Regions from separate parts of the Mus musculus genome. Here region 1 is linked to region 2. The links are chromatin loops, found by intact Hi-C in ENCODE. Cell type or tissue: left cerebral cortex. All regions are shown on one strand. Links, peaks and the distances in the headings refer to the core of each region. The heading gives the core; the rest is flanking DNA. Region 1 has its middle 26 kb from the start of Mlip. Region 2 has its middle 59 kb from the start of 5730403I07Rik.

The links. Hi-C counts contacts between places; a loop is a spot of excess contacts. Peaks named below come from ENCODE experiments on the same cell type or tissue, not always from the same donor. Only the 100,000 strongest peaks of a DNase experiment are listed, where the experiment ranks them.
Region 1: it touches region 2 in a loop (2.5-fold over the local background); 7 of 42 quality-filtered maps call a loop at or near these places.

What each region holds. Positions count from the first base shown.
Region 1 is chr9:77,274,690-77,280,069 of GRCm38, forward strand. It overlaps a transcript of Mlip not described here. Among named protein-coding and RNA genes, the nearest start is that of Mlip, 26 kb to the left of the region's middle. In left cerebral cortex, for the core only: no CTCF peak of the experiment used is centred there; DNase peaks (open chromatin) are centred at 2,249, 2,911, 3,480 and 3,589; H3K27ac peaks cover 2,874 bases.
Region 2 is chr9:77,337,294-77,342,673 of GRCm38, forward strand. It overlaps a transcript of Mlip not described here. Among named protein-coding and RNA genes, the nearest start is that of 5730403I07Rik, 59 kb to the right of the region's middle. In left cerebral cortex, for the core only: no CTCF peak of the experiment used is centred there; DNase peaks (open chromatin) are centred at 2,149, 2,462, 3,086 and 4,069; H3K4me3 peaks cover 1,326 bases; H3K27ac peaks cover 1,382 bases.

The DNA.
Region 1 (5,380 bases), core at 114-5,113, 63 kb before region 2:
GATCTGGATACATTATTTTCCTCTTTGTCTTCATCTTTTCCCCACACTTTCCCTTTTTCTCAAATGGCTTTTCTATTGTTAAACATCCACGTCCTCTGAGTCACTGAGTCATCAGCATGAACTCATCAATAGATATTCTAAATCCATATCTAGCTGCAGTAAATTCAAAATGTTTACCTCCTCTGCAGTTTAAACACTTGGGGTAGTTCTTTAACTTCATGTGCTTCCCTCACAAACTCAGAAGCACTAACGTTCAAGGGCCTCCCTCTTCTCAGTTGAATTCATTACTTGCAGTTTGTTAAACATTGACTGAGCACTAGCCCAATTACAGACATTGTGCTACATCTGGGGAAACAGTAATGGGTACTAGTGGGGACTTTTTATATGAAATTAATTGATATGGAATAGCACACCCAAAATGTGGGCAGTGCTACCAACCTATGGGTTGGGGTCCTGGACTGAACAAAAATGAAAGGGGAACTGAATATCAGCATCCGTCTCTCCCTGCTTCCTGACCACAGACGCGGTGTGATCACCTGCCTCAAGCTCCTGCCACCATGCCTTCCCCGCCATGACAGACTGTAGCCTCACACAATGAGCTAAAAGAGACCCTGCCTTCCATTAGTTCTTTTGTCAAACACTTTGCCTCACCAATGCAAAAAGTTACTAAGACAATGGACTACAAGTTGGGTCTGGGAATTACTGCAGGCATAGAAGAACTTGGCAATGCTTTGCAGAGATTAATTTGACTTTTTGTTGGATGGATACTAATTAATGTGGAAAGAAGTAATGTGGGCAATAGTTTTGTGAGTCAACACAGGAAGTAGAAAAAAATCTCAACCAATGTGGTAGCAGGTAGCAAAAAGATCATAAAAGACTGAATGGAAAAGAGTCTGATGGGGTGAATATGGTCTAAGTCCATGATGCACATACATAAAAACATTCTAATGGCTTGTATACAAAACATATTCTATTAAATCTCTTATTTGGGGATTGTGATATTTTGAATGAAAATGGCGCCCCCATAGGTTCATAGGGAGTGGCATTATTAGGAAGTGTGGCCATGGTGGAAAAGATAGTGTTTTGGTGGAGAAATTGTGTCATTGGCTTAGACTTTGAGGTTTCTGATGTGTGAGCAGGGTGAATGTGTTATTCTCACTGCACTATGGACTGGGATGTAAAACTCCTGGCTCCTTCTCCAGTACCATGTTTGCCTGTGTTCTGACATGCGTCCTGCCATGACAATAGACTAAACCTGAGAAATGTACACCAGCCCCAGTGAAATGTTCTTCTTTATAAGAGTTTCTGTGGTCATGGTATCTCTTCACAGTAATAAAACCTAAGTAACAAAAAAGACAGGGATGATTATACAATTAAAAAAAAAAGATGACAAAAGATATTGTGCTGGTTTGAATATGCTTGGCCTAGGGAGTGGCACTATTAGGAGGTGTGGTGAAAGCATTTCATTGTTGGAGTGGGCAATGAGACCCTCCTCCTAACCACGTGGGAGCCAGTCTTCTCTTAGTGGCCTTCAGATGAAGATGTAGAGCTCTCAACTCCACCTGCATCATGCCTGCCTGGACGTTGCCATGCTCCCACCTTGATGATAGTGGACCAAGTCTCTGAACCTGTAAGCAGCCCCAATGAAATGTTGTCCTTAAAAAAAAAGTTACTAAGACGAAAGTGAACTAAAATTTTCTGTACACGCTCATAGTAAGTGAATGAAGGGAAGAGTACATTAGAATTAAACTTTGGATAGTTTGGGTTAGAGAGAAGATGTCTAAGAGAAGGGGCTGAATAAGGAGTTGAACGTAAGTCTAGTTTTCAATTACAAGGTGTGAAGACATAAATAGTGCAGACAAAATACAAGGAGTGTTTATAGCCTTGAGATTGAGTTATATTGTATAACCAAGTAATAAAAGTAGTTAGAAATCAATCATATGGGAGGACAAAGGTTGAAAACCACAGTGTGCCTCCTGGACACCTTCAGTAGCTCAGCTTGTTGGATGCAGAATGGGAAGTCGAGCTCTGGAACTTCAGGCTGTGGCAAGGCATCTCAGAGAGAACACAGGGCCTGGAGTGCAGCCTAAAAATATCTTCTTTAGAATTCCAGAGCATGGACTTCCAGACATCTACATAAGGCAAGGTGAAGCTCGATGCACTTAAACAGTGCCTCTTCAAGGGGGAGGGGAAGACTGAAGGCTTTGAGCAGAGGCCAGCACACTGGAAGCAAGACTACAAAAATGGACATGAATAGAAGCTTGTGTAAGGGGAAGTGCTGGTAGGCAGTTCCTTACACAATGACCTTTTCAAGGGAAAAGGATCAACACTTGGCACGTTGAAGGCTTCTCACAGAATCCTGCAGCTGTGCTTTCAAAAGTGTTCAGACTCGCCCTGCTGGCTCTCCCTACTTAATCTCATGGATTGCTTTTGTTTACCTGTATCCTAGCTATAAATGAGAAACCTGTCATTTCCAAATATCCCCCACCACCACCGAATTCTGATTTCACCAGAAATAGCAATGATGATCACAGTAAAATAATGAACATGAAATTCAAGCTAATGTGCACCTACTGCTTGCTTACTGTATGCAAAATGTTTCCAAGTACCTTCTCATTCCGCTTTATAGAAACCATAAACTAAACACTAGCATTATCCACAGTTTAAAGGGGAGAATTCTAATGCTGAGCAATAACAAATTCACCTTCACCAAGGTTGTACACTTTACAAGGTTGCAGATTATAGACTTGGCACAGTCCAGGTCTTTTGGACTTCGTATTGCTGTGATATTAACCACGACGGTGCAGTGTTTCTCAGGAATACTCCTCTCACAGGTGACACTGTGCTGCTGTCGTGAGGAAGGCTGGGATATGACTGTCACTCATCTGGCTCTGAGCCTCAGTTGTTTAAGGGGCCCTCATTTGGAGCTATGATTCACTGGAAACAAACAGTGTGCCATGAGTCTAGTTTCTAATGAGAAGCTGTCTGAAGCCCAGATACTGTGCATTTGAAATCACATCTAAGTTATTGGACCTTTTAAGAAGCTTGTATTTGTGACAAATGTGAAGTCATTAAAAAGAAGTCTTTGAAGTTTTCTCTCAAGGAGCCTTTAAGTCTTGACATACATAACTTCTAGACAGAAAATAAATGAAGTATAGAAAAATTTACAGAAATTCACAGTGGTTGAATATTTGGAGCTTTTGTTCACTATTCAAATGTCCCCTTGATGCTAAGATTAAAACAGCTTTTACAATAAGCAGGTTACACTGCACACAGTTAAAGCAGTCACGATTGGGGAACAAGCTAAGAATCTCTAAAAATATACTGATCTCTCTTATTCTCTGAAGAACTCAAGGAGGAAAAAAAAAAGCCTAAATTTGCAAAGCAAAGAATTCTTTTCTCTCCTTACTTACACAAATATAAAGAGATTCCCAGCTATTCATACATGCTCATGTCCTACCCAGCCACCCTACTCAAAGACACTGAGAACAATCAAATCACTCTGGGATGCATTCACAGGGGATTAGAGAAATCTTCCTCTGCCCATCTCATTTTGCTTCCAGCTAGGTAATGTGACCCTGATGGCAGAGCAATGCCTCCCATAAAAGCTGCAGGAACATTCAGTACCATTTATTATTCCAACAGCCAATGCTGCTCTGTCCCACAATCAACACAGCCGATGCTCTTCTCGGTACTGTGCAGAATTCTTAGTCTTAAAGGGAAGCAGCCAGAGCAAAACCGATGATGAGACTCCTAAGTCAAATCCTAAGCTTCACCTGAAGAATAGAAGATTATCTGGAATACCAGGTACCTTCTACCAAGAAAAGGAGAAGTAGAAGGAAAGGAAAGGAAAGAAAAGGAAAAGGAGAAGGGAGAGGAGGAGTGGAGGGAGGGAAAGAACTTGGTTTAAGGAAGGACAAGGGAGAAAAGCAGAAACTTATCTCTCTATTTTATAATCTAAATTCACAACTATATGAAGAAGTTAGGTTTACATTTTGAAACTTATTTCAAGACTTTCTGATTATAATCATGCTACATTTAAAGACGCAAGCTACTCCTACTTAAAATATAGAAAAGAAAAATTTAGATGTACAATCTTTTAATTTAATCTTATGTACTTAAGTCTTTGCAGTTACGAAAATTATATAAATATAAAATAATACAAATTTGAAATCTAAAAAAATATTATAGTTTAATGCAAAATAACTTTTCTAATTCGTTATGCTCATACCTACCCACAACTTACTTACATAAATTCTTTGGCATTTCCCATTAGATGTAGATATATTAAGTTACAGTAAAGGGGAGCAATTGCCAATAAAGGCATGCTGGTCCACAGCTACTCCAGCATCTGTTCTCTGCTGCTGTTTATTATAAAGAGCAACTGTTACCTAAAATGTAACTGATATGACATGCAACAAGACACAGAAATACACAACTTTCACTGAGTGACAGTTTAAAGGAATTGCACCTATATCAAGGAACTCACAGTCCAACTTACCACCTATACGGAGTCTGGCACGTGTCAAACCAGCAGACATCAAGAAAGCAGCGGTTGCAATGACAAGGTCAGTGTCAGCCAATAGTTCCCCCTGACAGATACCTGCCTGTGTCAGCTGCTGACACTGATGAGCTGCAGAGATGACAAAGCAATCTACAAATTATACCCTCCTCACATCTTCCTCAGCCACAACTCTGAACAATGAATCTGCTATTTCAACCCCACCCGAATCTATTAACCTGCTCAGCCTCAGCCTTAGCCTCGTTTTGAGAAGAATTCTGCCTAGGACTACAGAGTTCCACTCTGAAAGTTAGTAAAGGCCTGGCAAGATTGCTCAGTGGGCAGAAACGTTTGCCATGCCACACTGGTGACTTGAGGACAGCCCATTCAGCCCACAAGAAACTGGATGCGGTAGCACACATGTAATCCTGCACTCCCATGGCATGATGGGAAGTAGAGATGAAGCTGCTAAGAATCTCAGTGGCTATCTGACCCAGAGCATAGAGGAGGCAAGAAACGCAGGAGAGACCCCTCTTCAGAAATCTGAAAGGGGAGAACAGTTTTGTAAAAGTTGTTCTAATTACTGTGTGAGAGTCTTGGTACACCTATACTCCAAACTCACACACTGACAATAATAATAAATGAAAATATTTTCAGTTGAAAGTGAATAAAAAAGCCTATTCTGACATGGAACAACAATACCACTCTTCATATGTGTACAAGTATTTGTTCATGTGCACAAAAATTGTTATATGCATATATCCTATAAATGGGTATATATGTCCCATGAAAATGATGATAGAAAAGTCTTTATCATGAAGCAAGAAAAAGTTTAAATGTATATGATCTCCTATAGTAAATTACATTAATGGTTTTCCT
Region 2 (5,380 bases), core at 205-5,204:
TGAGAAATGTTCATTTCCTGGGAAAATATTATGTAAAGGGAAAAAGTGCGAGAGAAAGAGGTAAGGATGATGATACTGTGAATAAATAGAATCTGGGCTTGAACCCCTTTGAGGGCTGGCAGGGGAGGGTAACTTGTGTGGCTTTGATCTTCAACATTGTAGAAAATGGATTTTAATAAGATGTTGAATCAAGTAGTGTCACTTACTGTGTGTCTGAGATGAACATTCTGTGCACTCACATGTGTACCAGGATGCTTTCTGTCTCTCCTCCTTCTTATCCCTTCCTCTAAAGCCCCACATTGAAAGTCTAAGAGCCATGAGATGGGCACCACCATGTGCATATCACAGCCACACAAGTCAGCTTTCAAACCTCTAAAATGGGAGCATTTCAGTTACATCATCTACATTTTTTCTCATTTTTATTAGTTTTTTGGGAGTTCTGTGGAATGCGTTTTGGTCATATCTATCCCTTCCCTGCCATCCAACTTCTGTCCTCTTTTGTTTCCCCCTTAACACATCAACTATAGCTTATACTGCTCAGATACTCTTGGATATGTGGCCTTCACTGGAGGGTGGTCTATCCACCAGAGGCCACGCCCTTAAAGAAAAGTGGCTGTTGTTCTCCTAGAAGCTAGTAACTGTCAGTAGCTCCCCACATACAGATCTCAACTCAGAAATAAAAGCATCATTTAAAAAAATAACACGTCACCACTGAAAAGTACAGATCCCATAATAAGGCCCCTAAAAAAGGCAAAGAACATATTAAGCCATTAGGATGGTAATAACTACAGCAGAGCAACTCAAAGACGAGAGATGGATGAAATAGAGGAGTCAATGCAAGACATGGAAATAGGATTTGACTTTTCAAGATCTATGTATTTTGGCATGCCACATGACATAGCTTACACAATGGTTTCACCTAGTCCTGTGAATGCCTTCGTCCATGTGTGCTGCATGACTAAGAACCTACCTCTATATCAAAGAACAGGAGTTGCCTTCTCATTGTCCTGTGCTTTAGAGTTCAAGACCAAGGCACTGAACATGTTGTGTCTGGAGAAGGCTTGGTTTATTCTTTTAGTAGAGATGGAGACTCCCATGTGTCCTCGAATAGAGAAATGAATAAATGGCAAAAAGAAAAAAAGGACAGTTGCTCCATCCTGTCTCGATTCCCTAACGTCTTTAACAAGATCATAACTTCACTCATTAGGACTCCAATCACACAGCTTAATTACCCTCTCACCTTAAAAACCCCAGTCCTCAGGAGAAGCACATTGGTTTATTTCAGCATATGAACTAAGAGGGCAGATTCTGATCATAGCATTTTCTAATAGACAATGTGAATATCCTACAACAACCCAGGCACAGGGGCAATCAAGTGGATGTTGTAGTCAAAGCCAGCCAGGGATACACAAGGTGTTCAAGGCCAGCCTGAACTACATATCAACATTCTCTTTCAAGAAACAAACAAAAACCTAAAATTGGAATTTTAAAATGCTATCTAGCACTTATCAGCTATTGATTGCAAAGAATATGCAACATGAATAAAACATTGAGAGAACCCTTTAAAAAATAAATCAGAGCAAGTAGGCGGATGGCTTCACGGATAACAGCATGTGCTGCTCTTGCAGAGGACCAGAATTTGGTTCCCAGGGACTATACCAGGACCAAACTGCCTGTCTCTCTAGTTCCAGAAGAACTGATACCCTCTTCTGGCCTCTGCAGGCACCAGCACTCATGTGTATTCATCTATACACGCACGCACACACACACATGCATGCATGCATGCAGGGAGAGAGAGAGAGAGAGAGAGAGAGAGAGAGATTAAGGATCTTCTTGGTTCAAGATGTCTGATGAAGCATGTATCTCTTGGCCACTCAAAAGAAGTTTCAAAGTTAAACTCTCAACCAAGAGAAACCTGGTAGGAGAAGAGAATCAGTATGAAAAAGCATGCTGTAATTTTCTAGGGAAAAAGAAAATGGAGCAGTGGGGTGAAGCTGAGTTGAAGGAAGAGACCCTTAATGGACACCTTGTAATTCCCGAGGGTGCCCCAGTCAGGGAGAGAGATCCCACAGAGCCTTCATTATGACGCTGAGCTTACAAGAGGGTTCTGTGGAAGTCTTGGGGGGTCACCTCATTTCGCACCTCAGACTTAGTAGTAGCAGTTGTGAGGAAGTGAACAACTCAGACTGCCCATTCCTGTGGATGAATGAATGCATTTAGACTGAGGAATGATTGCATGCATCTGGATGGATGGATGGATGGATGGATGGATGGATGGATGGGTGGATGGATGGAATGGAATGGAATGGATGTACCTACAGGAGAGCAGAGCAGACAGCCTGACAAAGTCTGCAGGAATTCCCAGCTGAGAAGCTGAGCTCAACTGCAAACGCAGTCAGGATTGGCAAAGATTTTATTTCATTCCCCACAGGCTTAGGAGAACCCCACTCTCTGCAATAAGCTTGTTAATTCATGCTGACATTTTCTGCCTTCAGCCTCACGCTATGACATGATATCCCGAGAGAAATTACAACAGGCTTGGAAAAGCAATCCTACTGGCTCTCTGATCTTCTAAGATGAAGGTTATCAAGTCTGTACTTAAAATCATGAGGCGACCCCTGGACCACTGTATCCTGATATTTACAAAGGCACGGGGCCTATTTAATAGAACCAGGTGGAGCGGTGGCAGGCTGTTGCCCAGAGACCACCCATGCAAGGAAATGCCCATTAACTCAGAAAACTCACGAAAGGACCCTTGGGAAATATTTAGGCAAAAAGCACTTGCAAAGAGCCAGCAATTATATCACAGCCATCCTCCAAAAATTATCTGAAAAATCATCTCCTTGCTTTCATGAAGGTCATGTAGCACTGCAATTCTGTCGCGAAGATAGTCTATTCTCATCCCCATCCCTTGGGGGAATCGTGCTTAGGGCTGAACTTATACATGATTGTAATTCCCACGAAGACGACTTGAAAATACCCCCCCTTGCCTTGTACAGTGCGCTCTAAATGTCACTTTGAAAGCTGAGCTACAGCCTGCAATCCATCTGCCTCGCTTCTGTATTTGCCATCACACACAGCTACATCAAAAGAGCCATTCAAACAGCGTATCCCGGACTTACGTTATCAGCAGACACTGCTTTAATTAGCAGTGGTTCTCAAAAGGCTGGATGGCTTCAAGAACTGGATTTGAACCAGAAAGCAGAAATCTGGATTCTTATCAGTTTCACTTCTTAACTCCCCCTGGGTTCTAATCTTCTCCAGCCCTTGCTTTTGTTAACGAGAAAAAGAAACATGAACACCGGCTAGGATTTTGCCTCTCTCGTGCTTCTACGTGTTTCTTTTTTTTTTTTTTTTTTTTTTTTTTTTTTCCTCAACCTGCTGTGATGCGGAGGGGCTAAAATTAAAGCAAGGAGCAATCGAGCTTATCTGTGTCAGGCGCTTTGCAGGGGGTGGTTAAAACTACAAAACAGAAGGAGTCACAGCTGAAGAAGCCATTTTGGAAATGACGTTTAAAACAAGTTTCTTCTGTGTTCTAAGTTTTCATTGCTGATTAAAAAAAAACAATATTGTAATATTCTGCAAAAACACTATTTTATTTTGATCTTTCTACACAAATAGTGAGACCTTTACATTTTCTTCTCGTCACTTATTCCACAATATTCTCCCATGATCAAATTCCTGACTCTATTGTTTCTCAGTAAGAAAAAGAGAAAAAAAACTGCAAAAATATGCAATTGAATACATGAGTACTGAACTGTGAATTTTATATTTTAAAAAGTCTTTTATTAATAGCAATAACTTCTACAAACACATTTACATATAAAAAATAAACTGCCTCAAGACTGCTTCTGTTTGCAAAGGATTTGCTAAATCCGTAGCAAGGGGACATTTTTCATACACTTATAAAATGCTACACAGTACAACATTCCTTGAAAAACCAATCTAACCTCTCACTTTGTAGATAAGGAACCACAGGTTAAGTGATTTGCCAAAGGTCACATAAACACAACTTTTTTTCTCGCACTGGGCTCCTTGAGAAGGCTCCCAGGAGCTACCCACCATGTTAGCAGCACAGGCCGTCCTCATCTGCACCCAGAGTTACATGCAGGCACTAAAAGTGGATTTTTACAGACAGCTGAGGATTGGACTAAAACACCCAGTTCATCTTTTCCCCAGGCTCACTGTCCTTACAGGCACACAGTAGGACTTCAGTTCTCACACCCTTCACAGGATCTTACATCCTCTGTACTTAGTGGTCATGGATTCATCAAGATTTTTTATTATTTATTTGTTAGTGGCTCTAAGAGAGAAGGGACTAGAAATATGTCAGGGTGGGATTGTTCTTACATAAGAGAAACATGTGGGAAAAGCAACTCTTGTTTAATATCACAATGTGTGCAGCTTTACCTCTTCGCCAGAAATAAAGCCAGAATTCCCTTCCTGCTCATAGAGATATGGAAAGCCGCCTTTCTCTAGATAGCCTTATCTTAATCAGAGAACTCTCCAATACCTGATGCAGAAGGAACAATCCTACAGGCTCTTTAGTGGGTTCTCAGAGAGTTTTTGGTTCCCTGAGAAATAAAATTAAATTACTAACAATGAATACGTTAGCAATGTTCCTTAAGATTCGGAAGTGGCCCTGAGTCCAGAAACCCAGAGCAACCCGCCCTGAAGTTCCTCTTTGTGGACTCTAGCCGAGGGGCAATTACTGAGGAACTGCCTGCAGCATCTGCCTGCCTGGTTTTTAAAAATAATTATTTCCAACGAGCATTTTGGATATCGACTTATTACAGAGTGTTGGCACTCTCTGGAGAAAAGAGTCCAATAAATAAATGATATAATGATAATTGAGCCATCCTGGAATGTGCCAAGTAGGAGGGTTGAGTGCACAAAGAGCAACCCCATTGTTAAACTACACTAGAATACCCAACATTGCCCATCACACACACACACACACACACATATGTGCACATCACCACCAACACACATACAGCAACAGCATAAGAGAATTGAAGTCTAGGTATAAGTTAGCTCACACTCACTAAGTAATCAGACAGAATGGTCACACAAGGCAACTTCATCAGTGAAATCACAGCACACGGCAGAGCAGGAATCATTTGCTCATTCTGAGAAGTAAAAAAGTGAATGGAATAAAGTTTCCAAAACAATGAAACTCACACCAAAGAAAAGGGTGGTTTTATCTTTCCTATATGTTGACTACCACCAAGATGAACTTGTTAAAAAGACAAATAGTAATGCCGCCTGACATTCAGAGATTTACCACTTTTTTTTTAATTATAAAGTTTTCCTGTACAGAATCCTGTATGAATCAGAAACAACATTCATGTCGCGATTAACAAGTAACACACCAGAAATA